Linked DNA regions of Homo sapiens: region 2 is linked to region 1. A link is an interaction called in ENCODE POLR2A ChIA-PET data of the cell type or tissue named here. Cell type or tissue: CD4-positive, alpha-beta T cell. All regions are shown on one strand. Each heading gives the region's core, and the rest is flanking DNA. Links, peaks and the distances in the headings are about the cores only. Region 1 holds the start of MIR650 (microRNA 650). Region 2 has its middle 42 kb from the start of LL22NC03-102D1.18.

Region 1 (15,556 bases), core at 6,107-8,606:
GGCCCTGCCCCAGGCTCAGTGCCCATAGACCCCAAGTTGGCCCTGCCCTGAACCCTGTGCAAAGCCCAGACACAGTCTTAGGGTAGGACCCCTGGGAATGGGCTCTTGATCTTCAAGCCCCCTCTCCTGTTTTCCTTGCAGTCTCTGAGGCCTCCTATGAGCTGACACAGCCACCCTCGGTGTCAGTGTCCCCAGGACAAACGGCCAGGATCACCTGCTCTGGAGATGCATTGCCAAAAAAATATGCTTATTGGTACCAGCAGAAGTCAGGCCAGGCCCCTGTGCTGGTCATCTATGAGGACAGCAAACGACCCTCCGGGATCCCTGAGAGATTCTCTGGCTCCAGCTCAGGGACAATGGCCACCTTGACTATCAGTGGGGCCCAGGTGGAGGATGAAGCTGACTACTACTGTTACTCAACAGACAGCAGTGGTAATCATAGCACAGTGACACTGGCAGATGGGGAAGTGAGACACAAACCCCTTCTTCATCTATTTTACCCTCTCCCTCCAGCCCCAGGACCGCTGTGGACCAACCCATAAGCAGGTCTGGCAGAATTCACCTGGTTAGGAGATCCTTAAGCTGCTTTTCCCTCCACTCCTCTAGGCAGACTTTGCAGGAATGAGTCAGGAGTGGATTTGGGCCTGGCAGGGCCAGACTGCCCTGTGTTTCCTTGCCCACGGTTTGAGTTGTGAATGGAGAGTATGAGTGGAAAGACAGACACAGCGGGACATCCATGCAGGCATGAACAGCCCAGAGCGACAGGGGAAACTTTCAGCTCTCAGTTCAATGCAGTCATTGTTTTATCTCTTGGAAGAAGCATTTCTCCAGTGCAACTAAGACTCTAGACTCACAGAGCCCGAGGTTGTGGGGGAGGACATTAAATTTTGCTCATGGATCACTAAGGACGTTTTTGAGTGGAGCCACTACAATTTATTCATTGATTCCTGGACTCATGGATCCTGACTGTGGGAGAAATAGTACTGCATATTGGGCACTGCTGTACAGCGCATGCCCCATCCTCAAAGTCATTGCCCAACCTTACATGTTTTTGCCATCCTGCTGCCACAGTAACTGAGTCTTCAAGCAGACACTGAGCCATTCATATAAGCCAGATGCCACATTGGTGAAGATGGTAAGACACTTGAATGCCATGAGGATGGGCCCATGGTTGCTGTTTATTTGCTGTGATATGAGTTCCTTGGTCAAAGCCCCCTGTGGAATACCATCATGGTGGGTGAAGCATTCTGTAGTCCAGAGATAAAAGGTTTGGCAGAAGCACTGCAGTCAAAGAAAGCAAATCCCTGTCTATACTAAGTGTGTATTCTGGCAAGAGCAAAGAGCTATCCCTGCCATGAAGGAACAGCTTTAATGAAATTAATATCAACCAGGCATCCTATAGGGATCTTCCTGTTGGTCTTCACTGTTGGCAGATGGTCACTCAGCAGTAGCTACAGCCAGGTCAGCTCTAGTGAGTGGTAGTCCACTTTGATGAGTCCATGGACAGCCTCCTTTTCTGCAACCATAGGGCATTTGTTATTGAGCCAATTGGGCAATGATGGCAGTGGTTGGGGCAGACTGCCAGGTGTCCAGAGAGCCACCCATCCTACCAACCTGTTTAGCAAAATCAATTCCTTCTCATGTCAGACTTCACAAAATATTCACATAGGAGATAAATATTCTCATGCTTTCTGCTTGCTCACACATCTCTCCCTCAGACACAGTTGTGATCAATATTCTGATTGTATTTCCTGTGTCCCTGAACATCCTTGATCATCTTCCAAGTCCCTGAGTCACAGCCCATGAACTAGGAACCTCTGCCCGTCTCTCTTTGCAGATGACATGAACCAGGTACACTGCTCTAAGTTCTGCCTTAAGGAGAGTGTTCCTCCACCACTGCTGTTCAGGGAAGCCCAGAGGCCAGGTGGGATACTAGCACTGTCCACAGCAGGGATGGCTGCATGTCCTGCAGAAACCTCTGTAACCCCAGTCTAAGTGCCTCCTCCTAGGCAGCTGGTCCCAGGGAGCCCCTCAGGAGGCCCAGGCTGTAAGGTGAGAGGATGGCCATGGGGCAGGAGTTGGCCCGTGTCTATCTGGCCACCTCTTCATGCAACTTATTTGTCCTTGTGACCTGATCCATCAGGTCTCAGGTACAGCCCAGCCATGTGATGGGGAGGCCACTATAAATGGCCACCTCGGACTGGGGGTCAGATAACATCCAGCTCATTGGCAGCTTGTGTCCCATGGTGAGCTCTGTGGCCACAGTCACAAAGAGCCCCTGTTGAGGCCCAGGAGCCCCCCCAGTCTTCCTCTAATGGAGCTTTCTGCTCATTTAGAAAAATAACAATGGGGAGGTTGCTCGCCTACCTCAGGTCTAGGGTCACTGGGACCACCTAGACCACATCCATGATCTTGTCTGATTATTCTGATTCCTTGTTGGCTTAGCTATGCATTAGTGTAACCAAGCCACAGTGTCTTAGGCACTAAAATGCCACTACTTGGCCCCTGCCTACCCTGGGGTCCTGTCAACCACATCTTGGTATCCAATTCAGTTTTAGCACCACTAAGAGAAATCTATTTTTATATTGAGAACAGGAAACATTAGTTATTTCTATTGTGGAAATTTTATAAGACAATAGTGTGGAAATGTTTTAAGAGACATTTTACTTAGAGTGAAAGACCTTCCATTAAACCACTCAATAAATTGCTCCATAAATGGCCAGCCCAAACCCTGAGTTCAGACCAGGCACAGCCTCGGTGTTGGGACCTTCTGGGAATGGGTCTCTGTCATCAACCCTTCTCTACCCTCCTGTCTGCACAGCCCTGGGCCTCCTACATGCAGGGACAGCTCCCCTCAGTGTCGGTAGCCCTGGGACAGATGACCATGATCATATGCTCTGGAGATAACCTCGGAATAAACACGCATTTTGGAACAAGCAGAAGCCAAGCCAGACCTCAATGTCGGTCCTCTAGTATAACATCGACCAGCCCTCAGAGACCTCTGCTTAATTTTTAGGCCACAAACTAGCGAACATGGCCACCCTGACCATCAGCAGTGCCCAGGCCAGGGACAAAGCTGACTATTACTGTGCCTCAGATTGTGACAGTGGGGGCAGCTGGCAGGGACTCACAGTGACAAAGACAGATGGGGACTTGCAACAAACTGTCCCACTTCAGCCTGCCTCTCATTCTTACCTGCCCTCTGAGCAGCTGTAGGTCAGGCCTCAGAATCAGGTGTCCTCTCTGGTCCTCACCTGGTCCCTGCAGGGCCGGAGATTCGTAACAGCTTTTCCATACTCTCAGGGCCTACATGTGTTCAATAAAACCTGTACGGGGGAAGCTCGTTGAAGCTGCAAGGACCTTTTACAGGTTTGTAGAACACATGAGAACTTCAGGAATCCATATAGTGTCACATGGCTCCATGTGTAATTACACGTCACACAGGGAAGGAGAGAGCTGTTTCACAGGGTGCAATCCTACTGGAATTCGTCTTTTCCTTGCGTAGAAACAGCTTAGTGGAAGCCGTGTCTCCTCTGGTTTCCTAGATGAGTTGACCCCACATTGTAATGGGGCACCTGAGGCCTAAGGAGGACAGGAGACCCAACCCCTGTGGGCCCCAGGAGCCTTCCTGTCCTGACATTTCACAGAAACTGCAGAGGAAGTGCAGGCCCAACCTTTGGTTCCACCTGGGGACTGTCTTCAGGGAACACTGACCTTTCCCAGTCCCCAAATTCCCAGGACCTGTCTGACCTGACTAGGTGTGCCTCCAGCTCCCTGATAGCTTGGATTTTATCTCTGGGCTCTGGGCTGCTTTCTGAGGAGCTCACTAAGAAGTCCTTGGTGCCAAGTGCAGGACTTGCCCCTCTGCTCCATATCCCGGGTCTGCAGGCACAGGGGACAGGTCCTGCTAGGTGAGGCTGGCACCCTCTTCCAGGAGGGATCTCTCATCCCAGGCCCTAGGGACAGGTTCACTGGGCTTTCTTTTCTCACTTAGAATCTCTTAGTCTTTTTGTTTCCTTCTTTAAGAGTACAACTGCTTTTTGGTGAAATCATGTGTATACATCAAAGTTAACAGACTACTGTCACAAGCGCATATATATACACATCCTCTTCCTAGATGGGGTAACCGTGGACACTCTGCCATAGTCGTCTTTTTGTTTCTCTCTCTCTACCACAAGTGAGACTATTAATAGCACTCTTCTATGCAGACCATAATCATATTCTCCAGTTGCACAAGAACGATTCTTATAGTTGCTCAATTTCCTTGCCTTTCAGGACCCTGAAGTTTCCCATGCCCACATTTGGTTGCCATGTCTCTCTGATCCAACAGTATTCCTTGGAAGCCGAAGCTTATGAAACATTTTGCAAAAAGTTCCACAAGAAAACTCAAGTTCCTTGTGCACAGTTGGACCATGTTCATTGTGTGCAGTAGAACCTCGTTCCAGTGTTGAGTCCATTTTATGTTTTGACCATCAAAGGGAAGGGCATTATGACTTTTGGGGACTGAGTCGATGGAGGAAAGATAGCAGTCGATGATGACCTTATGCACTGATGTGTATGTGGCCAATGTCTATAGATGGATTTGGAACTTGAAGGAGCTGTTCATTCTGCAGATGGAATTTCCAGTGCCGCATCTCCACCACCCAGCCACTAGCACTCGGCAGGTGCTCTGTAAGAGGAAGCCCTTCACTGCCAATCAGCCATTACACAGGTGAAGGTGAGTGAGACTTAATAGCTATTAACCCTCAAAACAAACTGAGGAATAAACTCAGGTTCACAAAGTGACTTTGCGGGAACAGCCTGAGGAAGCAAGTTAATTAGTAGCAGAAGGTTTTGCCCAGAGCAGGAGGAATCACAGGATCACTGAGGACCTAGTGATACCATGGTGTGGAGGTGCTGTGAAGCATGGTGACATTCAAGAAAACCTGTTCTCTACAAACACCTACCTACCCACAGGCACAGCAGACACCCCAGCTATGCCAAGGGCTCTGTCTTCCTCTAGAGTAAGAGCCTGGTAGCAAACAGGTATCCTCTGAAAGGCAGGTGCCCCATCAGTCAGCTCTGCACGACTGAAACAAAAGGAAAATTGCCAGAGAACTTTCCAGAAAACAGTCAACCTGCTTGTGCTGGTGCATTGATGGTGACCCAGGATCAGTGGAAGTAACAGTAGCTTAATTTCCCCATGGCTGCATGATGGACACCGGGAGAGAAGTGTGGAGGCGGATTAACCACCACTCTAAGTGGCTTCAGCCCTAGGTAAGCAGGAACAAGTGAGGGGGCTGAGCCCACTTGTGTCTAATCAGTCCCAGCCTCAGCGACTGCATCCTGGAGACCAACAGGGAGTGTATGCGCTCAGCCCCTCCCAGATTGCTGAGCATAAGCAAGAAATTTCCCTCCGCACACCTGACGCACCACACACCTGCCCCCAGCTCCTCACTTACAAGACAATATCAAATCAGACAGGGACTGGTCTGGGTCCCAGATCCCCTCAGGTTGCCGCTGTCCTCTCAGATCCCCACACACAGCAGACTCTTCCCCTCACACTCCTGTTCCAGGTTACTCTTCTCCAATATGATGGGGGTTTGCTTTCATTGTTTCTGTATTTTTTGTATTTTTATGGGTAAGCTGAGCCCCTTTTACCTGGTCTTGAGTCAGGCAGGGGCCACACAGAGAAGAGGAATTCCTCCCCAGGGGCCAGCAGTCCACGGATCAAGGCATCAGGGACCTGAGCAGTAGGTTCTGTTCCTATGCCTGGACCCAGGAGGCCCATGAGCCTCCAGCAGTCAGTATGGAGCAGCCACCAGGGGGGCAGCAAAGAGTCACCTGGGAAAGCCACCTCGGGATGGGGTGGACCTGGGCATCAGGGAGATGCTGACATGCAGGGAGGGTCAGTGACCACGACCTGACACCTGGAGGGAAAATAGGTCCTTCTTTTTCTAGAGTGTTGTCCTTGACACTGATGTAAAAATTCTAGCATCAAATTTTATCTTCAGCTTTTGTAGATGCTCCTATTTCCCTGACAAAGGTCCAGGCACTTGACTTCCCCACACATCCTCTCCTCACACACCCAGTTGTGCTAAAATGCTGTCCCTGTCACGCACAGTGTCCTTCCTGAGGTGACACGTGTCCCCCTCCCTGCCCTTTGCTCTGGGAGCCCCTGTCCTGTAGACACAGCAGCTTCTTCTTCCCTGGCTGCTCCCCATCTCCACTGTCCCTGGGCTTTCCCATCTGTCTCCTGGGAAAGCTGCCAAATCACAGGTCTCAATTTCCTTGTGAGGCACAAAATAGTTGCTCATTAACCTTCTGTTGACTTAATTAAGTTTTTAATTCCTTGATTTGTTTTCCCCAGCAACTGAAGACAACTTAGTCATAATAAACATTCATTTCCAGGGGTCTTGCAGTTTGCTGACCCCTCTCATTCTCTCATGGAGCAAACATTTTCTTGACCTCCTTATCTGTCATTGGTCCTCACAGCACCCTGGGGACACTGAGGCACAGCATGTACGACCTGCCCTGGAGCTCACAGCCAACGAGGAAACTTACCGCATCCCATGGATCTTCCAACACTCCATGTGCACTTGGCAACCAAGAAATTTTATTCTTCTCTAGCACTGAGGAGCTGTGCCCTGGGGTGGGGTCTGTACCTATCCAAGGCACATGCTGTCACCTGTAGAGTGTGGATAGAGGGTCCTTGCATTAGGTTCTGGAAAGTGTCTTCAAAAACGGATTTAGGCCTACACCCAAAATCTCCTCTCTGGCACAAATTATTCATGATCAGGATACATCTAGAGGCCTAGACCAAAATTCACCACCTCCCTCCTGAGCCAGAATGGAATGGAGGAGGGGACTGGGGACCCCAGATAATTTCCCCATCACCACTGTGACTCTATGGCCACCTCCTGCAACAGTTAGGGATAATCACATAGGAAGGGCTTCATGTATCCTAGGAAAAACACCCAGAGTCACTTATGAGCTCTACCATGACCAAGTGAGCCCAGGAGTCGGGTTGAGCACAGCGTGGTGTGGAGATATCTGCAGAGACCGTGGAACCAGTTTGTAAAGGAGATCCTGTAGGCTGAGGGTGAGAGTGCAAGGCCACTCCTCCCCCTCTCTGCATCCTTTGGGGCTAAGCCCTTCTCTGGAAACCACAAAGCTCCTCCAGTAGCAGCCCTTGACTCTGCTGATTTGCATCACAGGCTGCTCTCTTCAGCAAGGGGATAAGAGAGGGCTGGAAGGAACCTGCCCAGCCTGGGCCTCAGGAAGCAGCATCGGGGGTGCCGCAGCCATGGCCTGGACCGCTCTCCTTCTGAGCCTCCTTGCTCACTTTACAGGTGCTGCCCCCAGTGTCCCAGCCACCTACCCAGCTCCAAGGCTCTGGGTCCAGCCTGGCCTGACAGTGATCTCAGCAGGGCCCTGCCTGTGGTGTGCAGGATGCTCATGATCCTGCTGCAGGGGGAGGGGCTGCTGGAGGTGAAATCCCCCCACACTGTTCTTCTGTGCTCATGGTCCCCTGAGGACACTTCTATTCCTGAAACTCAGGCCAGGCAGGTGGGAAGGCATTGTTGGGTTGAGCCTCTCAGTTTCAAGTCTATTCTATTCTCTCCCCTTTTCTTGCAGGTTCTGTGGCCTCCTATGAGCTGACTCAGCCACTCTCAGTGTCAGTGGCCCTGGGACAGACGGCCAGGATTACCTGTGGGGGAAACAACATTGGAAGTAAAAATGTGCACTGGTACCAGCAGAAGCCAGGCCAGGCCCCTGTGCTGGTCATCTATAGGGATAGCAACCGGCCCTCTGGGATCCCTGAGCGATTCTCTGGCTCCAACTCGGGGAACACGGCCACCCTGACCATCAGCAGAGCCCAAGCCGGGGATGAGGCTGACTATTACTGTCAGGTGTGGGACAGCAGCACTGCACACAGTAACACAGGCAGATGAAGAAGTGAGACACAAACCCTTTCGCCATCTATGTCACCCTCTTTCTCTAATTCAAGGAGGACTATGAACAAAGCCTTACGCAGATCTGGTTAAATTCTCTTTAATCTCTGCCCCCAGCCTGTCCCTCCCTCCAGTCCTTCAGGCGGGGTCTGCAGAAAGTGCATCAGTAGTTCATTTAGGGTGATGTGATCAGGATGGACTGGTGTTTTGGTGACTCAGCTGTGACTTGGGAAAATAGGGCCTGCATGGAAGATCAGACTGAGGTAGACATCCACAGTTGTCTCTGGATTTCCATAGGTGGTGACAGGCCAGTCCTTGCCCCAAATGTCCTAGATCAGTCCCCAGAACTGCCCAGCTCAGGCTCCTGTGGTAGCCTGTCATTCTTTAGAGAAACACCAATGGAGTAGACACTGTGGGATCTGCCCAGATCCCCTGTTCTGAGCTTACCCACTAAGCACTACTGGGAGCTTCTGGCAGGTCAGAGCTGTGTCCTCACTGTAAAGTGCTGTTCGGTGCAGAAAACAGACTCCTCCAGGTCTATGCCCTTTCTCAGTGAGGTTAGATTTCATGACTGCCTGAGGCCGAGTTCTCGACTCTGCCTCAATATAGGAAGACCTGAAAATCCTCCCAGCTCCACAGCTCTCTGTAGGAAAGACTTGAGACCTCAATGAGGGTCAGGGTCTCCTGCCCAGGGTTGCCTCCCTCACCTCCTTTCACATCCTCTGTGCATGCAATTCCTCATCTCAGAGTCTGCTTCCAGGGAACCCAATTAAGATCACCAGCCATCCCCAACATGGGCCATGTGGGACTTCAGGAGGCCACTGTATGCTGGAAAGCACCTGTTTATTCCTAAATTAGCACTGTGAGTATCCACACGCCCAATGAGATCTGAGTGTTTCTTGCATTTGCATGGAATGAGAAGGGAGCCTGACTCGCCAGGTGCTCTGGGGTCTAAGGGAGAGTTGGAGTCAGATCTCCCTGCAGGGAAACCTGGGGCAGGAGGAGCAGCCTTACCCCATGCAGGGACCACAGATGCACCCACAGGGTGAGCTTAAGTATGGACACTGCCTACCTCCACCCTCCACATCCTGTGTAAAAAATCATTCTTTCCACCCCTCCTCCAGCCTATCAAAGTTGACACTTAAAAAGCCACCACAACCCACCCTTGTCAACAGGAAACCCATTCACATCTCCATCAGCCACACAATCTCCACATAAAGATTCTTCAAAAAATAATAACAATAGCCATGCAAAGTATATGATATATATCATAAATAATTGTACTTAGATTATATATGAAAATGATACTCTTTTTGATATGCTAGGTAAATAAAATACATTATTTAAACTCATTGACTTCTTCTCTTTGTATTTATAACATGATGACTAGACAGTGGGATTCCCATGAGGCTCACATCACATTGTGATTGAACAAGGCTGGTCTGCAGGGCTTCAGGTTACAGGGGCTGTGGAGTGACCTGGTGCAGGAAGCCCCGTCTCCATCCATAGGACATCAGTGTGAACCCAGGGAGAGGCGCTGGTATAAGAGAGATGAGAACACAGGTGTGAACCACCTGCTTGTGCAGGGGACTGAGCCTTCACTTTGAGCCAAATAAGTTTTCTTTCCCAAGTTCGATCCTGAACAAGAGGGCTTTCTGGACTTCTTTTTGTTTTCAGGTTTGTGCCCCTTCAGGTTTGGGGCTGTCTGGAGTCCCAGCCAGGGGACAGTGAGGAAATCCAGCAGTCTCACACTGACTCTGTTGTATTTCATCTGCTGGGGCCATCCCAAACTGCTGCGTACCATTTCCTTTCCTGGTGCTCAAATAGCTGCTCCATGCACTTGTCATGGTTTTATAGCTCAATCTAGATGGGAAGACAGGATAGTGTATGTTACAATATTTAAATAGAACCTGAATCCCTTAATAGTTATTTTAATATGGAACATTAAAAGAGTTGCATCATAGGCAATGGGGAAAGATGAAGAAAGATTAAACGCATTTGGAGGAAAAACTAAAAATGTCTTTATTGAATGTCTGTGTGTCTTCAGTGTCGAAGGGTTGAGAGAGGTCAGCTTTAGGTTGTCCTGAGGATGTGCTCAGATGGGGGAAAGTAAGAAAGCCGGAAACGTGCATCTCTGTGACCTGACACATAAATCACAGTAAAATGGAAGTAAATCTTTCAATAAACCTTTCAAGATAACATCACTCTGGTGCACATAGAAAGGCCTGTTAGCAAACTTTCCCTTTTCCCTGCTGGCTCATATCCCCATGGATCACCTGTATGCAGAACGGACTCTGTGGTCTCCATTTATCAGGCTGAGAACCAGAGGCTGGGAAGGACAAGTCACCTGCTCATGAGTGGGAGGGGCAGGATTGGGAGCAGCGGACTCAGGCTCAGGACTGTGGCCCTGGTTGGTGCTCCTTGTTCCCTTCACAGGGTCCCACCCACATGTGCCCGTGTGGATGTGGGTGCACTGCCTGGGGTGGCTGATGTGCTCCAGGGATTTGATGGTGCAGATGCTTCAGGACAAAGCATGGGAGTGGGGATGGGACGAGGCTGCCGCTGGGCAGACCAGGGACCAACGCCACCCAGCAGAGGCTTCCAGTGGGGTTGGGCAGCCCCATTTCCTGAGAATAGAGAGAACCTGGCAATGAGTGCCAGAAAGAGGTTACTTCGAGGTGTGCCCAGGCCTGGAGGGTCACAGAGACACAGGCACCACACAGCAGAGACACTGAGGGCCAAGAGCTCACTCAGGTGAGGGGCTTCAGCAGATTTTTCTCTCCTGAGCAAATCACGTGCAAAGAAATCAACTTCCTGTCATCAGAATAGACAATCAGGGACTTTAGTCTCCTTGGCTGAGCCCCGCTGTCAAGGGAAGCAGAAGTCTCTAAGCCCAGGCCCAAGTGAGGGTGGGGTGAGAAGAGGAGCTCAGGATGCAGATTTGCATGGAGGTCCCGCCCTTCTCTGAGGCAGAGGGGATAAGACAGGGCTGGGGGCAGGCCCAGTGCTGGGGTCTCAGGAGGCAGCGCTCTCAGGACGTCACCACCATGGCCTGGGCTCTGCTCCTCCTCACCCTCCTCACTCAGGGCACAGGTGATGCCTCCAGGGAAGGGGCCACAGGGACCTCTGGGCTGATCCTTGGTCTCCTGCTCCTCAGGCTCACCTGGGCCCAGCACTGACTCACTAGACTGTGTTTCTCCCTTTCCAGGGTCCTGGGCCCAGTCTGCCCTGACTCAGCCTCCCTCCGCGTCCGGGTCTCCTGGACAGTCAGTCACCATCTCCTGCACTGGAACCAGCAGTGACGTTGGTGGTTATAACTATGTCTCCTGGTACCAACAGCACCCAGGCAAAGCCCCCAAACTCATGATTTATGAGGTCAGTAAGCGGCCCTCAGGGGTCCCTGATCGCTTCTCTGGCTCCAAGTCTGGCAACACGGCCTCCCTGACCGTCTCTGGGCTCCAGGCTGAGGATGAGGCTGATTATTACTGCAGCTCATATGCAGGCAGCAACAATTTCCACAGTGTTTTAAGTCAATGAGGAAGTAAGATCAAAACCTGCCCTGGGCTCTCAGGCCCCCTTCTTGCTCTGCAGATGCTTCCTCACGCTGTATAAGGGTTTCCTGCAGGATGGCCTTGACAATTCTCCTCTCTCAGCTCCTCTCCTTTCCCACCATGAGGTCTAAAAGGAAACCTGCTCGTGATTTCTCGTTCAGGACTGTGGCAACTTCCTTTTGCTTGTGTGCTCTGGTCCCTTAACGTGCAACTATTCCTAGCTCTTCAATGCAGGGACGTAGGGACAAGGAGTTTACTGCTTGGTGCAGTCCCTCCTGTTTTCAGGAACATCCTCATTCTAAATGCATCCCCCATCTGTCACACTATGCAGATCAATCTGGACAGAAGCCATCAGGGGGATGGCTTCCAGTTTCCAGGAATTGCATCTTGTTCCACTCTGTGTCCACCACGCTCTAATGAAGATGGCCCTCCTAGCTTAAAGTGACCACTTTAAGAAGACTTGAAGATGTTTTTGAGGGATTAAGAACAAAGAGGATGCTGCTGTTTTTCTTTTTATTGCTCCTGCTCTTTGCCGAAATTCCTCAGGTTGCTGAGCTGGGGAGATTTTGAGTGACAGGCTCAGTGCTCTCGCAGAATTCTCCTCCCCTCACATCGCTGAGGCCCTGTCCTGGAAACTCCTCACAAGTGGACGGTCTTCCCATAGGATGGGGGATTCCAAAATGGCTCCACAGGAAAGAGTTAACCTGAGTCCACCTCCCTTCCTCATGGACATCGAGCATTTCTAATTTTCATGGCTGTCAATACTTTTGTACCTGGAATCCCTAATAATCTAATGGTGAGAATTGATTTAGAACACATTCGGACATTAGCTGGGTCCAATATTTAAATTTTCTGAGCCAGTTGTTAAATACAGCTATTATCATATATAGTTTAGGCTCCTTAAACTTCGATTATACAGATTATATTTAAAACAAAGTAACTAGTTTACTATATATATTTACAAAGTAACTACTATATAACATCATGTTGTGTACCTGAAATATAAACACTAAAATTTATTTCAAAAACCAAAGTGTATTGTCTATTGATGCATAAAAAAACACTCACAAAACTTAGCACACTAAGAGAACACATGTCTGTGACCTTGTGACTTGGATGCACCTAGAATTGGGAGTAGCTTAGTTTGGTCATTCTCGCTCCTGGTTAATCACGAGGTTGCAGCCAAGCTGTCAGGCCAGGCTGCATTCAGGCTACATCTGCCAAAGAGGTTAGGAACTGTGGAAGCCTCCCTCTGGCTGTGGAAGCCTCCCTCTGGCTGTGGAAGCCTCCCTCTGGCTGGGAGACTTCCGCAGTTCCTAACCTCTTTGGCAGATGTAGATCATCTCAAGGATAAAGGAGAGAGTGGAGTGAAGGCCCCTGTCCTTGTCCTCCATGTAAAAGACCATCCCATGCATGCACTATTTTTTATTCTTTGCTGAGACATCCTAGGCATAGAGCACTGCCCCATTCATTCAAAGGTTGTAGAGTATTCTATGGTAGAATTTTAGCCAACTCACTTTTAATGGTTATTATCACTATTTTGATCTTATAAATAACACTGCAGCGAACATCCTTATGTAGACTCCTTTGATTTTATATGTAGACATGACCATAGAATAAATTTCTAGAAGTCAAATTGCTGAGTCAAAAGGATGTGTGCTTGTAATTTTCACTCACTGTCCTCAGATTCTCCTCTAGAGGGGTTATCTACAAATTCGCAATGTCAGCCATAAATATTCGAACAGAGTACACTGGGGAAAGTTTAAATGTTTTTCAACCTAGCAGATTTAAAAATGTTATCTTTTTTTAGTTTTGATTTCTCCTGTTCTGCTTGAAGTTGAGCATTTTCTCTAATACTTCAGTGCTATTTATTTTTATAATTTGGTAAACATTTTCTTAAATGTCCAGATAAGAAGGATTTTGGTCTGTGGTTCCCAAGAGTCAACTTTGAGGATATTCTGTAGGTATTTTTAGCACCATTTATAGTGTAACCATTTAAACCTATAAAAACCACTCTCAGCTCTGGGGCCATGGAAAAACAGGTGGCAGGACAGGGATGGCCCACAGGATGTGGTTTAACGGTCCCTGATTTGTAGGGTAATTTGAAGTTTGAGAATTCCACCGCATATGTTCTAGGTGGAGATCTCTATTTGAAGGATACTGTATTTTACCTCCTATAGTGGCCTGAGGCTTTTGGATAAGAACATACTTGTATCATCTATTTAATTGGATCTTGGGTCTTCCCAGGACAGCCCTGTGTCACAGTCTCATGTTTTTCATCTCATCCATTTGCTCTGAGTTTTCAGAAAGCTTTAGTATATCAGAAATAGACTGACCCTAGGTGGAAAATCAGAGGTACCGGGAGCAGCAAATGGTCAGGGAAGCTTGCACCAACTCTGGAATAAACCAGTACAGGCTCAGAGAAAAACATCATAAAATCAGCATTGTAGCTGAAACCAAAAACATGCATGATCTTTGAAGTTCTGGGGATTATAAATAAATAAATGAAGTTTAAGGTTTAAATGTGTTGCAAATTTACATAAAGCATGTAGATTTTAAAACTCAGAATGTAGCAATGAAATATGGAAGCTTGAGATTTTAAGCTGTTAAGGCCCTACAACAAATTGCCAGGAACAGAACAGGAACTTGATAGTCATAATGTCTTATGCTGGAAATTATCATTTTCTCTAAATGAAATTTTTTTCCCTTTTTTCTTAGACATAAGGAAACATCTCATTGAACACCCTTCTTTTCCACTGTCAAACACCCTTACCCAGAAAGGAACTGTAACATTAAGTAGGAAACAACTGCTTTTTTTCATAACTATTGAGAGATTTCTTTATTTGCACATCAAAATGTTGATTGTCAATGCTAAAATTGGAATTAGTAGTTTAATATGCACACAAGAGATTAATTTTGTTTGGATTATCCCATTTCTGTCTATTATTTGTCTTAGTTAACTCAGACATATTCTGCTTTTGGTATTTTTTGTTTTATTTTCTTTGCCAACTACATGTAAACCAAAAATAAAATTCCAATGCTCCCCCAACAACCCCGCCATCTGAGTGGACTCTCTTCTCTTGGTGGGGGCACTCCAAAGTTAATCTGAAAGACTGGTTCAGGCCATGGCAGAAAAGGGGTGTCAGACATGTCTCATTAAGCCCTTTTCCTTTTTGGAATTCAGGAAAAGCCAACCTGCACTTAACATCAATACAAATCTTAAGTCTGATAAGAAACATTTACAATCTATTCTCTCTGAAGCCTGCTACCTGGAGGCTTCCTCTGCATGATAAAACTTTGGTCTCCACAACTTATTATAACCCAGACATTCTTTTCTATTAATACTTTCAACCAACTGCTATCAGAAAAATTTAAAATCTATCTATAATCCAGAAGGCCCCACAACCCTGCCTCCCATCACCCTCTTGTTTTGACTTATCCTGCCTTTCTGGACTGAACCAATGTATATCTTGAATGTATATAATTGATATATCTTGTCTCCCTAAAATATATAAAACCAAGCTGTGCCCCAACCTCCTTGAGCACAAGCTCTCAGGGTCTCCTGAGGGTTGTGTTCACCAGTCATGGTCACTGATACTTGGCTCAGGATAAATATCTTAAAATATTTTACACAGTTTGACTCTTTGTCAACATATGGCTCTTTTCAAAACACCATTTGACACCCAGACATAACCCGCTGCTAATGATTACAAAATTCAATTTTATTAGCATTTAAATTATTACTTTAAATTATTTCAAGAATGCATGGATGTGATTTCCCCCACATCTAACTCACAAATGTTGCTGATGCTGACTTGCTCTTTTCTTTCAGTCTTAGCAAATAAAGAGGGAGTTTACTTTTCTTGATACCAGAAGATAACAGGAGAAAGTAGGTGAAACTCCCGAAAGCTGTTATCGTTTCCACCCTCAGGATGAATCACACAAGGAGTCACCTGCACTTCATTTGGATGATAAATAAATGAGATGGATCTTAGAGTTGGTGCTGATCTAGTCAATGATTTGGGATGTTGGGCTGAGGTGAATGTGTTTCACAGGTGAGAAAGACATGAG
Region 2 (16,208 bases), core at 7,482-9,981, 65 kb before region 1:
AGATTCTCCAGCTCTAGCCTGGGGTACAGCCCCCACCTTCTGCGGGCTGAAGTGGGCTTCTCAGGATGGGCAGGCCATGATGGGGATTGGCAGTGTGTCCATGGGACACAGCCCTACTGCCTGCCTGGCCCTCATGCCCCCTCCCTCCCCATCCTGGTTAAGCACCACCCCAACGGGCCCAGTTTCAGAACTCAGGACACCTGGGCCAGCTCCTGGACTTGCCCCCACTGCTCTCTGTTCTCCTGAGCCACTTAGTCTCTTTTGGCCTCAGTGTTACCTGCTGTGAAGTGAGGAGCCTTATACTGAACTGAGGAAGCTCTTTCTTCATTCAAAATTAAAAGACAGAAAAACAACGAAAGTCATGCGAATTAAAGCCTGATGAGGGGATGTCACTTAATGGGCTTCAATGGGCTTCAGACAAAACTTCTTGTCTTTCCTCTGCAGGGATTCCAAGAAAGGGACTCAAAAAGAGCTTGCTTTCTGTATGGTGGGAAGAGCAGTCCCCAGCTGAGAATAAGCAGGAGAGTCCCAGTTTAATCAGGAAGACAGACTAGGGTAGTGTAGAAATCCTCTCAGCACAAACTCTGAGAAGTATGGAATGAAATAAAGACAAACAAGAAATTAATGGTGCCGACGGTGGTGATGTTAGCTCACAGCTAAGCTGCAGAACCAGAAACATGCGGTGATGGGCTGAGTCTCCTCCACCAGCTGGGGGCAGCAGAGCTGCAGCCAGGAGCTTTCAGGAGAGAGGCTGGGGCTGCCCAGCTGGGGCAAAGAGAAGGCCAGCCTGGGGTTCAACAGGTGTCCAAGAATCTGTCTTCAGACTGAAAGTGAGTGCAGTTCATCCTATCCCCTCAGGCTTCAGTGACCACGCTCTGAGGGTCAGACACACGGTGTCACCCCAGGACACTGACAGAAGCCTGGCACAGTGAAGGCCTCACCAGGGAAATGCAGCTGGAGGAGGCTGGGCCCAGATGTGAGCTTGGGCAGCTTCCTCAGGAAGGGGAATCCCTGGGAGGCGTCCCAAGGTCGAGGTGCTCTAGGAGGGGGTATAGTGTGAGGTGATGGGGCTCCCAGGGCCCGGGTTCTTCACCCAGGATGGCGGCCTGAGCCTCCTGCCACTCTCAGGGTGTCATCCCTCCTGGTCCAGCAGTGTCCTGGGGAGCTGAGCCCTCTGTCCTGGGCACTTCCAGATACACCCGACCCCTCCTCCCTCTGCCTTTCCTTCCAGCTCCAGGCGGACTCTGACTCAGGGGGCAGCTCCTGTACTCAGGGGAGTCTCGGGTGGGTGTGGTGGGGCATTTGGGACCCTGGCCCTGGATGGGCATCCCCAGCCTCCTTCAGGAGACACTCTTCAGAGGGACAGGGCTTCTCACCTGCCTCAGGCCACAGCTCTGACCATGGTGCTGTCCACGCTCAGTGACAGGACACTGAGCAGGGGCCTGGCTGGAGTAACCAGGGACCACCCAATCTCTGGAGCTCACATGCTGTGCAGAGACCATGACCCTGGGACCCTTACAGAGACCATGGACCTAACGTTAGATTCTCAGTCCAGTGTGGTTTTCTGCTGCTTTTTGCAAGTTTACATAAAATATTGATGAGAAAAACATGAATAAATAACAGACAAGTTGACGGTGCTGATTGCTAATCTCTTGTGGCAATGAGGGGTGATGTAGCAGGAGCAGCACCACGACTGAAATGAGACCAGATGCCATGTTGACTCCACAGGGGTGTGTGGTTGCTTAAATGACCCAAATATTCCCACTGAATAATCAGCAAGTGTCCTAATGACACAGCACAGCATTTAGATGAAATGAACAAGAGGGGACTGAGTCTGAGGGACCAGGAGGAGGAAGATCATGGGTCCCTGGGCCACCTGCTGCTGAGTCAGGTGTCATCATGATCTCTCCACAGAGCCCAGCTCAGCCCCATGGCCAACCTCCTGGAAGGTCCACAGCTCTGCTGAGCCTGGCCCAGGACAGACCCCAGGTCAGCGAGGTTTGGGACAGTGGTCATGAGGTTAATTCCCACAAAGGTCTATGATCACAGGGCTTGAAGGCTGCAGCTGATTTTCTAACCAGAGACCCTGCTTGTTCCTCCTGTTGCCTGTGCTGCCCTCACAGCTGGTTTGAGAGACATCTCTCCAGGAAGAGCCACAGAGGATGTAAATTTGCATAAACGCTTAACACTGACTGCCCCCGAAAGCCTGAGAGGGAATAAGAGAGGCCTGCGGAGCCCAACTGTTCTGTGGGTCCAGGAGGCACAGCTCTGGGAATCTCACCATGGCCTGGATCCCTCTCCTGCTCCCCCTCCTCACTCTCTGCACAGGTGCTGACCCCAGGCCCTTCCCCAGGCTCAGTCCCCACAGATTCCAAGTTGAGCCTGACCTGAATCCTGAGCAAAGCCCAGACACAGCCTCTGGGTGGGACTCCTGGAAATGGGTCCTTTGTCTTCAAGCCCCCTCTCTTGTTCTTCCTTGCAGGCTCTGAGGCCTCCTATGAGCTGACACAGCCACCCTCGGTGTCAGTGTCCCTAGGACAGATGGCCAGGATCACCTGCTCTGGAGAAGCATTGCCAAAAAAATATGCTTATTGGTACCAGCAGAAGCCAGGCCAGTTCCCTGTGCTGGTGATATATAAAGACAGCGAGAGGCCCTCAGGGATCCCTGAGCGATTCTCTGGCTCCAGCTCAGGGACAATAGTCACATTGACCATCAGTGGAGTCCAGGCAGAAGACGAGGCTGACTATTACTGTCTATCAGCAGACAGCAGTGGTACTTATCCCACAGTGACACAAGGAGACAGGGAAGTGAAACATAAACCCCTCCCCCTCTATTTCATCCCCTTCCTTCTGCCCCAGGAGGACTGTGGACAAAGCCATGAGCAGGCTTGGCCAAATTCACCCAAATTTGAACCCCCAGGCTGCCCTTCCCTCCAGCCCTCCAGGCAGGCGCTGCAAAGGAGTCAGTCTGCAGTGGATTTGTGCCTGGCAGGCCTGGCAGTCCTGTGTTTCTTTGCCTGGGGTTTGAGTTGTTGATGGAGGGTCTGACTGGAAAGACAGACACAGGGAGACATCCATGCAGGCATGTCCAGAGGGATGTGGGGAACTCTCAGGTCTCAGTTCAGTGCAGTCATTGTTGTATCCTCTGGGAAAGCATTCCTCCAGTGCACCTAAGACCTCTAGACCCACAGAGCCTGAGGTCGGGATGAGAGAATGTCAAATTTTTGCTGATGGATCACTAAAGGCATTTTTGAGTGGAGCCACTACAATTTACTCCTTGATTCTGGACTCGTGGATCCTGACTGTGGGAGAAACAGCACCATCTATTGGGCACTGATGCACAGCACATGCCCCATCCTGGAAGACATTGCCCAACCCTACACATACTTGCCACTTGCCTGGTGCAGTAATGGAGTCTCCATGCAGTCATTAAACCATTCATATAAGCCACATGTCTCAGAATGTTGGGGACAAGAGTAAGAATCTTGAATGCCAGGAGAAAAGGCCCATAGCCCTTTATTTGCGGTGAAACGAGTTCCTTGGTCAGAACCTCCTGTGGAATACCATCGTGATGGGTGCATCATTCTGTAATCCAGAGATAACAGTTTTGGCAGAAGCATTGCTGTCAATGAAAGCAAATCCTCTGTACATGCCAATGCTAGTAAGGAAAAAGAGCTGTCTCTCCCATGATGGAAGAGCTCTAATGAAATTAATATCAAGCAGGCCCCTGGCTGTTTTCCACAGAGAAGGTCATCCTATAGGGATGCCTGTGTTGGTCTCTGCTGTTGACAGATTGTCACCCAGCAGTGGCTTCAGCCAGGCCAGCTCCAGTTAGTGGAAATTCACATTGATGAGCCCATTATCAGCCTCTATCCCTGCCACCATGGCCACATTTTTTTGGAGTCTGTTGGACAATGACAGGAGTGGTTGACGGAGGCTGCCTGGTGTCCATAGAACAGGTCACCCTACTCACCTGATTAGCAAAATCACTTCATTTTCACAGAAGACTTAGTGAGTATTTATATATGGAAAAAAATTCTCATGCTTTTTGCCCACTGGAGGAGGTCTACTCACACATCTCTCCCCCTGACATATTTGTGATCAGTATTCCTGTTGTATCTCTCCCAAGTTCCTGAACATCCTTGACCATATTCCAGGACCCTGAGTCACAGCCCATGAATTAGGAACCTCTGCCCATCTCTTTGCAGGTGACATGAGCCAATTACACTGCTTAAAATTCTGCTTTAAGGAGAATGTTCTTCCACCACTGCTGTTCAGGGATTCTCAGAGGCCAGGTGGAGTACTAGCACCGTTCACACCAGTGGTGGATGCATGTCCTGCAGAAACATCTGTAACCCCAGCCTAATTGCCTCCTACTAGGCAGCTGATCTCAGGGAGCCACTCTGGAGGCCAAGGCTGTAGGGTGAGAGGAAGGCATGGTGCAGGGCTTGGGTCATGTCTGTTTGGCCAACTCTTCACGCAACTTACTTGGCCCTCGTAACCTAATCCCTCAAGTCACAAATACATCCCTGCCGTGTGATTGGGGAGCTGCCTAAAATGGCCACCCGGGACTGTGTTTCAGACGAAATCCAGCATATCAGCAACTTGAGTCTCGTGGTGAGCTCTGTGGCCACAATCACACAGAGCCTCTGCCAAGGCTCAGGAGCCCTCGCAGTCTTTCTCAAATGGTGTTTTCTGCTCATTCAAAACAAAATAAGTAGGGGGGGGGGCTGCTCACGTGCTTCCAGTCTGGGACACTAGGACCACCTAAACCACACCCACGATCTTGTCTGATTATTTTGATTCCTTGTTGGCTCAGTTATGCATTATGGCAACCAAACCACAGTGTCATTGGCCATAAAATGCCAATCCTTGGTCCCCACCTACCCTGGGATCCCCTCAACCACATCTTGCTACCCAGTTAAGGTTTCAGCAACACTGAGAAAAATGTATTTTTATATTGAGAGAGGAAACATTCTTTCAATTGTGAAAAATTTATAAGGCAGGAATGTGAAAATATTTTAAAAGACATTTTACAAAGGGTGAAAGACCCTCCATTAAACCACTCAATATATGACACTGTAATTGGCCTCCCAAACCCTGACTTCAGCTCTGGGTTGGGACCTTCTGTAAAGGGGCCTTTCATCCTCAAGCCCTCCTCTCCTCTCCTCTCCTCTCCTCTCCTCTCCTCTCCTCTCCTCTCCTCTCCTCTGCTCTCCTCTCCTCTCAGCCTGTGCCTCCTACATACAGAGACAGCTGCTCTCAGTCTTGGTGGCCCTGAGACTGACAACCATGATCACATGCTCTGGAGATAAACTCAGGATAAACATACACTTAGGAACCAGCAGATGCCAGGCCAGGCCTCGGTGCTTGTAATCTGGTATAACAGCAAGTGACCCTCAGGGACCTCTGCCCAATTCTTAGGCTCCAAATCAAGGAACATGGCCACCATGACCATTAGTGGGGCCCAGGCCCGCGACAAGGCTGACTATTACTATACTGCAGATAATAACAGTGGGAGCAGCTGGCAGGGACTCATAGTAACACAGAGAGATAGGGACTAGCCACAGTACTGTCCCACCTCGGCCTGCCTCTCATTCTCACCTGCCCTCTGAGCAGCTATAGGTCAGGCCTCAGGGTCAGGTGTCCTCTCTGGTCTTAACCTGGCCCCTGAGGGGCTGGAGGTTCTGAGCAGCTTCTCCATCCTCTCAGGGCCTGCATGTGTCCAATGAGAAGTGGACAGGGTGAAGGTGGTCAGAGCTGCCAGGACCTTTGTCAGGTTTGTGGTGTACATGAACAGTTTAGGAATCCACACAAAAGCACATGGTCCCAGTTGTAATCATACGTCATGCAGGGGAGGAGAGAGCTGTCGCAGAGGGCACAGTCCTGCAGAATTTCTCCTTTCCTTGGGTAAAACCAGCTCAGTGGAAGCCCCAGGGGCTGTGTCTCCTCTGGTTTCCAGATGAGTTGACCCCCACATTCTAATAGGTTGCCTGATGCCTGACAAGGACTGGAGACCCAGCCCCTTTTGGCCTCAGGGCCCTTTCTGTACTGATATTTCTCAGAAACTGAAGAGGAAGCACAGACACTACCTTTGGTCCCACCTGGGAACTGTGTTTGGGGCACACTGACCTCCCATGGCCCCCAAAGTCCCATCACCTTCCCCAGGTAGGTCAGTCCTGACTGGATGTGCCCCCAGCGCCCTGATAGTTTGGAGTTTATCTTTGGGCTCTGGGCTGCTTTCTGAGGAGCTCACTAAGAAACCCTTGATGCCAGGCCCAGGACCTGCGCCTCTGCTGCATGTCCCAGGGCTGCAGGTGTGAAGGGAGGGTCCTGCTGGGTGAGGGTGATGCCCTTTTCCAGGAGAGATGTCTGATTCCAGTCTCTAGGGCCACATTTATTGGGCTTTCTTTTCTCACTAGGATGTCTCAGTCTTTTTATTTCCTTCTTTAAAAGTACAACTGGTTTAGGGTGACCTGCTCGGGTCCCCTTCCACATTGTAGAAGCTTTGTTATTTCACTCTTCACAAAAAATCTCGCTGCTGCTCACTCTTTGGGTCCATGCCACCTTAAAAAAAAAGTACAACTGGTTTAATCATGAAATCATGTGTACACACTGAAGTTTACAGATTATTGCCATCAGCATATATATATATATATATATATATATATATATATATACTGTTTCTGGTTGGGACAACTGTGGACAAGGCCATACTGGGGTCTCTGTCTCTCTCGTTATCACAAGTGAGGATACTAACAGCTCTCTTTTATGCAGACTGTGGTCATGTTTCCCAGTTGCACACGAATGTCTCTTATGGTTGTTTAGTTTCCTTACCAGCCAAGACCCTTAAGTTTTCATGCAGACAATTGGATGTTATTTCTCTCTGACCCAACATTTTTCAAACAGTATTCCTTGGAACCCAACAAAAGTTCCACAAGAAAAGCTCAAGTCTCTGGTGCACAGTTGGACCAGGTTCATTGTGTGCAGTAGGACCTTGCTCAAGTGATGGGTCCATTTGATATTTTCACTATCAAGGGGAAGGGTGTTACGACTTTTGGGCACTGAGTTGATAGAGGGAAGATAGCAGCTGATGATGGCCCTACCCACCAATGTGTGTGTGGGCAGTACCTATTGATGGATTTAGAAGTTGAGGGAACTGTTTATTCTGCAGATGGAATTTCCAGTACTGAATCTCCAGCACCCAGCCACTAGCATTCAGCAGGTGCTCTGTAAGAAGACCTTCACTGCCAATCACAGCCATTACACAGGTGAAGGAGAGGATGACTTTTAACAGCCACTGACTCACAGTAAACTGAGGTAGAAATTCAGCTTCACAAAGTGACTTTGAGGGAACAGACTGAGGAAGCAGGTTAATTATTCGCTGAAGGCTTTGCCCAGAGCAGGAACAATACAGGGTTGATGAGGACGTAGGGATGCCCTGGTGTGGAAGGAACAAGGCCTGAACCAGGAGCAGGAAGAAGCATGGGAAAGACCACGCTGCCACATGTGATGAGTCAGCACATGGAAGGCACAGCAAATGTTGCGCAAAGGTTTTTGTGTAATAACCTGGCAAACAGCTGCTTCTCTATCCAGATTCATGAGCCAAAAAATGTTACTGATGCATTGCTGTCACATGTTAAAATGCTGGGAAGCATGGTGACATTCAAGGAAACCTGTTCTCTGCAAACACCTACCCACCGGCACAGGAGACACCCCAGCTATGCCAAGGGCTTTGTCTTCCTCTGGAGTAAGAGCCTGGGAACAATCAGGTGGCCCCTGAAAGGGGTGCCGCGTCTTCTGCTCTGCATGGCTGAGTTAATTGGGGAACTCCCAGAGAACATTCCAGAAAACAGTCAACCTGTCTGTGCTGGGTGCATTGAGCATGACCCAGGATCAATGGAAGAGACAGAAGCTTAATTTCCTTATGGCTGCAAGGTGAGCACTGGGAGGACGGCTGAGGCAGGTTAGCCACCGCCCCTGAGTGGCTTCAGCCCCAGGCAAACAGGGACAGGTGAAGGGCCTATCTGAGCGCACCTGTATCTAACCAGTCCCAGCATCAGCAACTGCATCCTGTGGACCACGAGGGGGTGTGTGTGCCCAGCCCCTCACAGATCACCTGAGCATAAACAGGAAATTCTCCACCTTACACCCGACTGCACAACACATCTGCCTCCAGCTCTTCATTTACAAGGTGATATCACATCAGACAGGGACTGATCTGGGTCCCAGATCCCTCAGGTTTCCGCTATCCTTTCCAGTCCCCACACAGAGCAGACTCTTCACTGCAGGGTGTTGAGCCAGCTCTTCCCCTCACAATGCCTGTTACAGGTTTACAAGTTACTGTTCTCCAATATGATTGGGGTTTGTTTCACTGTTTCTCTATATATATATATTTGCATTTTCTTGGGTAAGCTGAGCCCCTTGTACCTGGTCTTGAGTCAGGCAGGGGCCACACAGAGAAGAGGACTTCCTCCCCTGGCACCAGCCGTCCACAGATCAGGGCATCAAGGACCTGAGCAGCAGGTTCTGAATCCACACCTAGACCCCGGAAGTCCCTGAGCTCCCAGCCGACAGTGTGGAGCAGCCACCAGGGGGAAGCAGAGAATCAACTGGCAAAGCGACCTGGGGATGGGGCAGGCCTGGGTGATAGGGAGATGCTGACATGCAGTAAGAGCCAGTGACCACCACCTCAGATTTAGAGGGAAAGGGTCTTTATTGTCCTAGAGTATTGTCCTTGACACTGATGTAAAAATTCTAGAATCACATTTTGTCTTCAGCTCTTTTGCATGCTGACTCTTTGTCTGACACAGATCCAGGCACTTGACTTCTCACAACGCCCCCTCCTCCACACCCAGTTGTGCTAAAACTGCATCCCCCTCATGTGCAGTGTCCTCTCTGAGGTCACAGGTATCCCCCTACTCCCATTTGATCTGGGAACCCCTGTCCTGCAGACATAGTGGCTGGCTTCTAACTTCCTAGCTGCCCCTCCACATCCACCGTCCCTGGTCTTTCCCGACTCTCTCCTGGGGAAGCTGCCAAATCACAGCTCTTGATTTCCTGGTGAGTCACAAAATAGTTGCTCATTAACCTTTAGTTGACTTAAGTTCTTATCCATTGATACATTTTCCCCAGCAACTGGAGACATCATATTTATAATAAACATTCACTTCTGGGGATCTTGGAGTTTGCAGCCCCCTCTCATTCTCTCATGGAGCAAACATTTCCTTCACCTCCTCATCTGTCCCTGGTCCTGACAGCATCCTGGAGATACTGAGGCACAGCAGCAATGACCTACCTAGAAGCTCACAGCCAAGGCAGAAACTTCCAGCATCTCATGGATCTTCCAACACTCTGTGCGCACTTGGCAAATAAGGAATTTCATTGACCTCTATCACTCAGAGGTTGTGGGCTGTGGTGGGACCCGCACCTGTCCAAGGTGTGCATTATCACCTGTACAGTGGAGACGAAGAGGGAACTTGCATTGGGTTCTGGAAAGTACTGTCTAAAAATAGATTTAGACCTACACCAGAAATGTCCTCTCTAACATAAAATATTTATGATAGGACACATTAGAGGCCTAGACCAAAATGAAATACCTCCCTCCAGAGCCAAGATAGAATGGAGGAGGGGACTGGGGACCCCAGATAATTCCACAGTTACCAGCATGACTCTATGGTCACCTCCCAGACCAGGTCAAAACCCATCCCATAGGAGGGACTTCATATTCCTTTGTAAATACAGACAAAGTCACCTCTGAGCTCTGCTGTGACCAAGGGAGCCCAGGAGTGAGGCTGAGCACAGTGTGATGTGGGGATGTGTGCAGAGAATATGGAATCAATTCATAAAGGAGATCCTGTGGGCAAAGGGTGGGAGGGCAAGGTCACCCCTAACCTCTTTGGGTCCCTTGGGGCTGTGCCCTTCTCGAAATCACAAGGCTCCTCCAGCAGCAGCCCCTGACTCTGCTGATTGGCATCATGGACCCTTCTCTCCAACAAGGGGTTGAGAGACCTGGGAGGAGCCTGCCCAGCCTCAGACTTGAGAAGCAGCATTGGAGGCACTTCAGCCATGGCCTGGCCCCTCTTTTCCTTGGTCTCCTGACTCACTGCACAGGTGCTGCCCCCAGGGTCTCACCCACCTGCCCAGCCCCAGGCCTCCAGGTTCAGCCTGGCCGTCAGTCTGAGCTCAGCAGGGCCCTGTGTGTGGTGGGCAGGATGCTCGTGACCCTGCTGCAGGGGGAGGGGCTGGTTGGGGTGAAATGCCCCCACTCTGTGCTCCTGTGCTCATAGGTGCCCTGAGAGCTCTTTTATTCCTGGGGCTCACTCCAGCCCTGGCAAGTAGCCAGATATCCTTGGGTTGAGACCCTCAGTTTCAAGTTTTTTCTGTCCCCTTTTCTTTCCTTGTAGGCTCTGTCACCTATGAGCTGACACAGTCACCCTCAGCGTCAGTGGCCCCAGGACAGATGACCAGGATCACCTGTGGGGAAAGCAGTATTGGAAGTAAAAGTGCTCAATGGTACCAGCAGAAGCCAGCCAGGCCCGTGTGTGGGTCATCTATGGGGATAGCGGGCGGCCTTCAGGGATCTCTGAGAGATTCTCTGGCTCCAACTTGGGGAACGTGGCCACCCTGACCATCAACAGGACCCAGGGTGGGGACAAGGCTATTACTGTAAGATGTGGGACATTAGCACTCCTCATCCCACAGTGACACAGGGAGATGAAGGAGCAAAACACAAAAACCTCTTCCATTGGTGTCACTCTTGTCCTCCAGCCCAGGAAGACAGTGGACAAAGCCATGAGTGTGTGTTGCCCAGTTAACCTGGATGTGAGACCCCCAGGCTGCCCTTTCCACAGGCCCTCCAGGCAGGCTCTGCAGAGGGGGCATCAAGAGTGAATTTAGGGCTGAGATGACCAGGATATATTGAGGTGTGGAGGAATCAGTTGTGATTTGGGGAAGTGGGGCCTGGTTGGAAGATCAGACCAAGGTCGACATGCTTAGTTGGGCTCTGGATTTCCATAGGGGGTGAAGGCTAGTCCTTGGGCTGAATATCCTGAGTCAGTTTCCAGAACTGCCCAGCTCACGTTCCCGTGGCATCCTGCCATTCTCTTCAGGAAAACCAGTGGAGTGGACACTGTGGGATCCACCCATATTCCCTCTTCTGAGCTCACCCACCCAGCACTGCTGGTAGCTCTGGCAGCTCAGAGCTGTGCCCTCACTGAGAAGGGCTGTCAGCAGAGAAAACTGTCTCCTCCAGGTTTATGCCCCTTCTTAGCAAGGTGTGGTTTCATAACTGCCTGAGGTGAAGCTCTCAAGACTCCCTTTCAATATGGGAGAAACAGAAAATCCTCCCAGCTTCACAGCTCCTTATTGGGATGGTAGAAGACTCAATGTGGGTCAGAGTGTCCTTGTGCCCGGTGTTGCCTCCCTCACTTAGTTTCACACCTACTGTGAAAGCAAAGCTCCATCTCAGAGTCTGCTTCCAGGCATCCCAAAATAACATAACCAGTCATCCCGAACGTGAGCCATCAGGAACCTCAGGAGGCCACAGTATACCAGAAAGCACCAGTTTATTCCTAATGATCATTGTGAGTTTGCAAATGCCCAATGAGATCTGAGTGTTTCTTGCATTTGTATGGAATGAAAAGGGCCCTGGCATGCCAGGCACTGTGGGGTCTGAGGGAGAGTTGGAGTCAGATCTCCCTGCAGGGAAACCTGGGGCAGGAGGAGCAGCCTCATCCCATGCAGGGACCACAGATGCACCTGCAGGGTGAGCTGCAGGATGGACACTGCCCACCTCCACCCTCCACATTCTGTGCAAAAAATCATTCTTTCCACCCCTCCTTCAGCCTATCAAAGTTGACACTTAAAAAGCCACCACAGCCCACCCTTGTCAACAGGAAACCCATTCACATCTCCATCAGCCACACAATCTCCACATAAAGATTCTTCAAAAAATAATAACACTTGCCATGCAAAGTATATATATAAGATGTCTCAAATAATTGTACTTAGATTGCATATGAAAGTGATACTATTTTGATATGCTAGGTAAATAAAGTAAATTATTTAACTCATTTACTTCTTCCCTTTGTATTTTTAATGCGATGACTAGACATTCAGATTTCCATGAGGCTCACATCATATTGTGAATGAACAGTGCTGGTCTGCACCCCTTCAGGTTACAGTGGCTGAGGAGTGACCTGGTGCAGGAAGCCCCATCTCCATCCATAGGACATTGGTGTGAACCCAGGGAGAGGCGCTGGTGTAAGAGAGATGAGAACACAGGTGTGAACCACCTGCTTGTGCAGGGGACTGAGCCTTCACTTTGAGCCAAACAAGCTTCTTTTCCTATCTTCAATCCTGAGCAAGAGGACTTTCCGGACTTCTTTTTGTTTTCAGGTTTGTGCCCCTCCAGGCCTGAGGCTGTCTGGATCCCAGCCAGGGGACACAGAGGAAATCCAGAAGTCTCACACCGACCCTGTTGTATTTCATCTGCTGGGGCCATCCCAAACTGCTGCGTACCATTTCCTTTCCTGGTGCTCAAATAGCTGCTCTATGCACTTGTCATGGTTTCAGAGATGACTCTAGGTGGGAAGACAGGATAATGTATGTTATTATATTTAAAAGGAACTTAAATTCATTAATATTTATTTTAATATGAATCATTAAAAAAATTTGTCATAGGCAATGGGGAAGGAGGAAAAGATATTAAAATTATTTTGAGGAAAAAACCAAAATTGTATTTCTCGAATGTCTGAGTGTCTTCAGTGTCTCAGGGTTGACAGCGGTCAGCTTTAGGTTGTCCTGAGGATGTACTCCATTGGGGGAAAGCAAGAAAGCATGAAACACACATCTCTGTGACCTGACACATAAATCACAGTAAAATGGAAGTAAATCTTTTAATAAATCAAACACTCACAATAAATATCACTCTGGTGAACACAGAAATGCCTGTTAACAAACTTTCCCTTTCCCCTGCTGGCTCATATCCCCATGGATCACCTGTGTGCAGAGTGGACTCTGTGGTCCCCATTTCTCAGGCTGAGAACCAGAGGCTGGGAAGGACAAGTCACCTGCTTGTGAGTGGCAGGGGAAGGATTGGGAGCAGTGGACTCGGTCTCAGGACTGCGGCCCTCAGGACCAATGCCACCTAGCAGAGGTTTCCACGGGGCGGGCTGCCCCATTTCCTGACAGTAGGGACAACCTGGAGGTGGGTGCCAAGCAGAGGGCACTGCAGGGTGTGCCCAGGCCTGGAGGGTCACAGAGACACAGGCACCACACAGCAGAGACACTGAGGGCCAGAAGATCACTCAGGTAAGGGACTTCAGCAGATCTTTCTCCTGAGCAAATCAGGTACAAAAAAATTAAGATCCTGCCATCAGAATAGATAAACAAGGACTTTAATCTCAGCTGAGCTCCACTATCCAAGGAAGCAGAAGCCTCTGAGCCCAGGCCCAGGTGAGGGTGGGGTGAAGGGAGGAGCTCAAGGTGGAGATTTGCATGCAGGCCCCACCCTCCTCTTTGGCAGAGGAGATAAGACAGGGCTGGGGGCAGGCCCAGTGCTGGGGTCTCAGGAGGCAGCGCTCTCAGGACATCTCCACCATGGCCTGGGCTCTGCTGCTCCTCACCCTCCTCACTCAGGGCACAGGTGACGCCTCCAGGGAAGGGGCTTCAGGGACCTCTGGGCTGATCCTTGGTCTCCTGCTCCTCAGGCTCACCGGGGCCCAGCACTGACTCACTGGCATGTGTTTCTCCCTCTTTCCAGGGTCCTGGGCCCAGTCTGCCCTGACTCAGCCTGCCTCCGTGTCTGGGTCTCCTGGACAGTCGATCACCATCTCCTGCACTGGAACCAGCAGTGACGTTGGTGGTTATAACTATGTCTCCTGGTACCAACAGCACCCAGGCAAAGCCCCCAAACTCATGATTTATGAGGTCAGTAATCGGCCCTCAGGGGTTTCTAATCGCTTCTCTGGCTCCAAGTCTGGCAACACGGCCTCCCTGACCATCTCTGGGCTCCAGGCTGAGGACGAGGCTGATTATTACTGCAGCTCATATACAAGCAGCAGCACTCTCCACAGTGGTCCAAGTTCCTGGGGAACTGAGACCAAAACCTGCCCTGGGCTCTCAGGCCCCCTCCTTGCTCTGAAGATGCTTCCTCACCCAGTGCAAGCGGCTTCCTGCAGTGCGGCCTTGAGAATTCTTCTCTCTCAGCTCCTTCCCTTTCCACCATGAATTCCAAAAGGAAACCCGCTCTGTGGTTTCTCATCCAGGACAGGGACAGCTTCCTGATGCTTGTGTGCCGCGGTCCCTGAATGTGCAACTCTTGTTAGCTCTTCAAATGCAGGGACAGTGACAAGGAGCTTCCTGATTGATGCAGTCACTGCTTTTTTCAGGGATGTCTTCACCCTACATGCATCACCATCTCCCACACTGTGGGTAGAATTTTAGCAACTACATTCTGATGGTTATCGCCACAACTTTGATCTTAAATAACAATGCAGCGAACATCCCTGTGCAGCCTCCTTTGAGTTCCTGTGTGAATATGACCACAGGATTCATTTCTAAAAGTGAAATTGAGGGTCAGAAAGATGTGTGTGTGTAATTTTCACCCGTTGTTGTCAGATTCCCCTCCAGAGGGATTCTACCAATTTTCAATGCCAGCCGGAAGTACTTGTTCAGAGTACATTGTTGAAAGTGGAAGTTTTTGCCAACCTGTCAGACTCAAAAATGATACCTGTTATGGTTTTATTTTTGAGTCTCCTGTTCTGCTTAAGTTTGGGCCTTTTCAGAAATAGTTCAGTACTTTTTCTTTTTTAGGATTTGGGAAACTTTTTCTTAAATATCCAGATAAGAAGAATTTTAATCTTCGTGGCCGGACACCGTGGCTCACGCCTGTAATCCCAAGTGTGTTGGAAGGGTAGGATGGGTCAATTGCTTGCTCCCAGGAGTTGAGATTAGTCCGGGCCACACAGTGAACTCTCATCTCTATTAAATTAAAGAACATAAAAATAAATTTTAAAAGGAAGTATTTTAGTCTTTGTGGCTCAAGAATCAACTTTGGGGATATTCCATAGGTATGTATAGCATCATTTACAATGTAACCATTTAAAATGATAAAAGCCACTGTCAGCTCTAGGCCATACAAAAACAGGTGTCAGGCCAGGGATGGCCACAGGATGTGGTTGAACAGTCCCTGGTTTGTAGGGTTATCTGAGGGTTGAAAATTCCACCAGAATATGATCTAGGTGGGAATCTCTCTGTGAGGGTCACTGTATTTCACCTCCTGTATTAGCCTGAGGTCTTTCATTGGATAAGAACATGCTCACATCATCTATTTGATTGTATCATGGGTTTAAGACAACCCCGTGTCACAATCACATAACATTTATCTGCATTGCTTGCTCCGAGTTTTGGGAGAGCTTTAATTTATCAGGAATAGACTCCTCCTAAGGCAAAAGTCTGAGAGAGAGGGATGGGCATGTGGGCAAGATAGTTTGTACCAAAGCTGGAATATCCAGGGCAGGCTCAGAGAGAAGGTTACTAATATCAGCATTTGACTGCAGCCAAAAACAGAAGAGAACATGGAGGTTCTGAGAATGACAAATAAACAAATAGTTTAAGTTTTAAATGTATTGAATGTTTTTATAATCCATGAAAATTCTAGAACAGAATTTAACAATGGGATAAGGAAGAGAGCTTGAGATGTTAAAACTATAAAGACCCCAAGCCAAGCTGCCAGGAAAAGAACAGGATCTTTTTGGTGGAAATATGTTTCTGCTGCAAATTATTATTTTATGTGTGTGTGTGTGTGTGTGTGTGTGTGTGTGTGTGTGTGTGTGTGTAAGGAAACCTCCCATGGAACATCCTTCTTCCCTACAGTCAAGATCACCCTCACCCTACAAGGGAACCTAAACAAAATGTCAATATCAAATAGAAAAAAATAATGCACTTTGTATAACCATTAGAGAGTCTCTATTTGCACATCAAAATGTGGATGCTTAACGTTAACATTGGAAATAGTATTTTAATATGCATATGAGATGAATTTTCTTTAGACTATTTTTGTGAATTATCTTTCTTAATAAGGACATACTCTTCTCTTAGAACAATTTAACTTGTGATATTTTTTCTATTTTCTGTATCAGTTCTGTTTTTTCTAAACACTGGCAAAGATATCCTATGGCTACTGATTAATAAATTAGATTAAT

Evidence for each region. Peaks named below come from ENCODE experiments on the same cell type or tissue, not always from the same donor. Only the 100,000 strongest peaks of a DNase experiment are listed, where the experiment ranks them.
Region 2: POLR2A ChIA-PET joins it to region 1 with 20 read pairs; 7 of 35 experiments call an interaction of 5 or more read pairs at or near these places.

Annotation. Positions count from the first base shown.
Region 1 is chr22:22,811,840-22,827,395 of GRCh38, forward strand. MIR650 (microRNA 650) reads left to right here and starts at 10,937; the gene lies at 10,937-11,032. It overlaps LOC105372948 (a long non-coding RNA gene), which reads right to left. Exons shown (of 4, transcript XR_938047.2): 4 at 9,142-9,797. It also overlaps IGL, IGLV3-10, IGLV3-9 and IGLV2-8. In CD4-positive, alpha-beta T cell, for the core only: no CTCF peak of the experiment used is centred there; a DNase peak (open chromatin) is centred at 7,172; H3K4me3 peaks cover 1,800 bases; H3K27ac peaks cover 2,395 bases.
Region 2 is chr22:22,745,139-22,761,346 of GRCh38, forward strand. It overlaps IGL, IGLV3-16, the pseudogene IGLV3-15 and IGLV2-14. Among named protein-coding and RNA genes, the nearest start is that of LL22NC03-102D1.18, 42 kb to the left of the region's middle. RefSeq lists an enhancer at 1,044-1,544. In CD4-positive, alpha-beta T cell, for the core only: a CTCF peak has its summit at 8,575 (motif pointing right); DNase peaks (open chromatin) are centred at 7,553, 8,103 and 8,593; H3K27ac peaks cover 657 bases.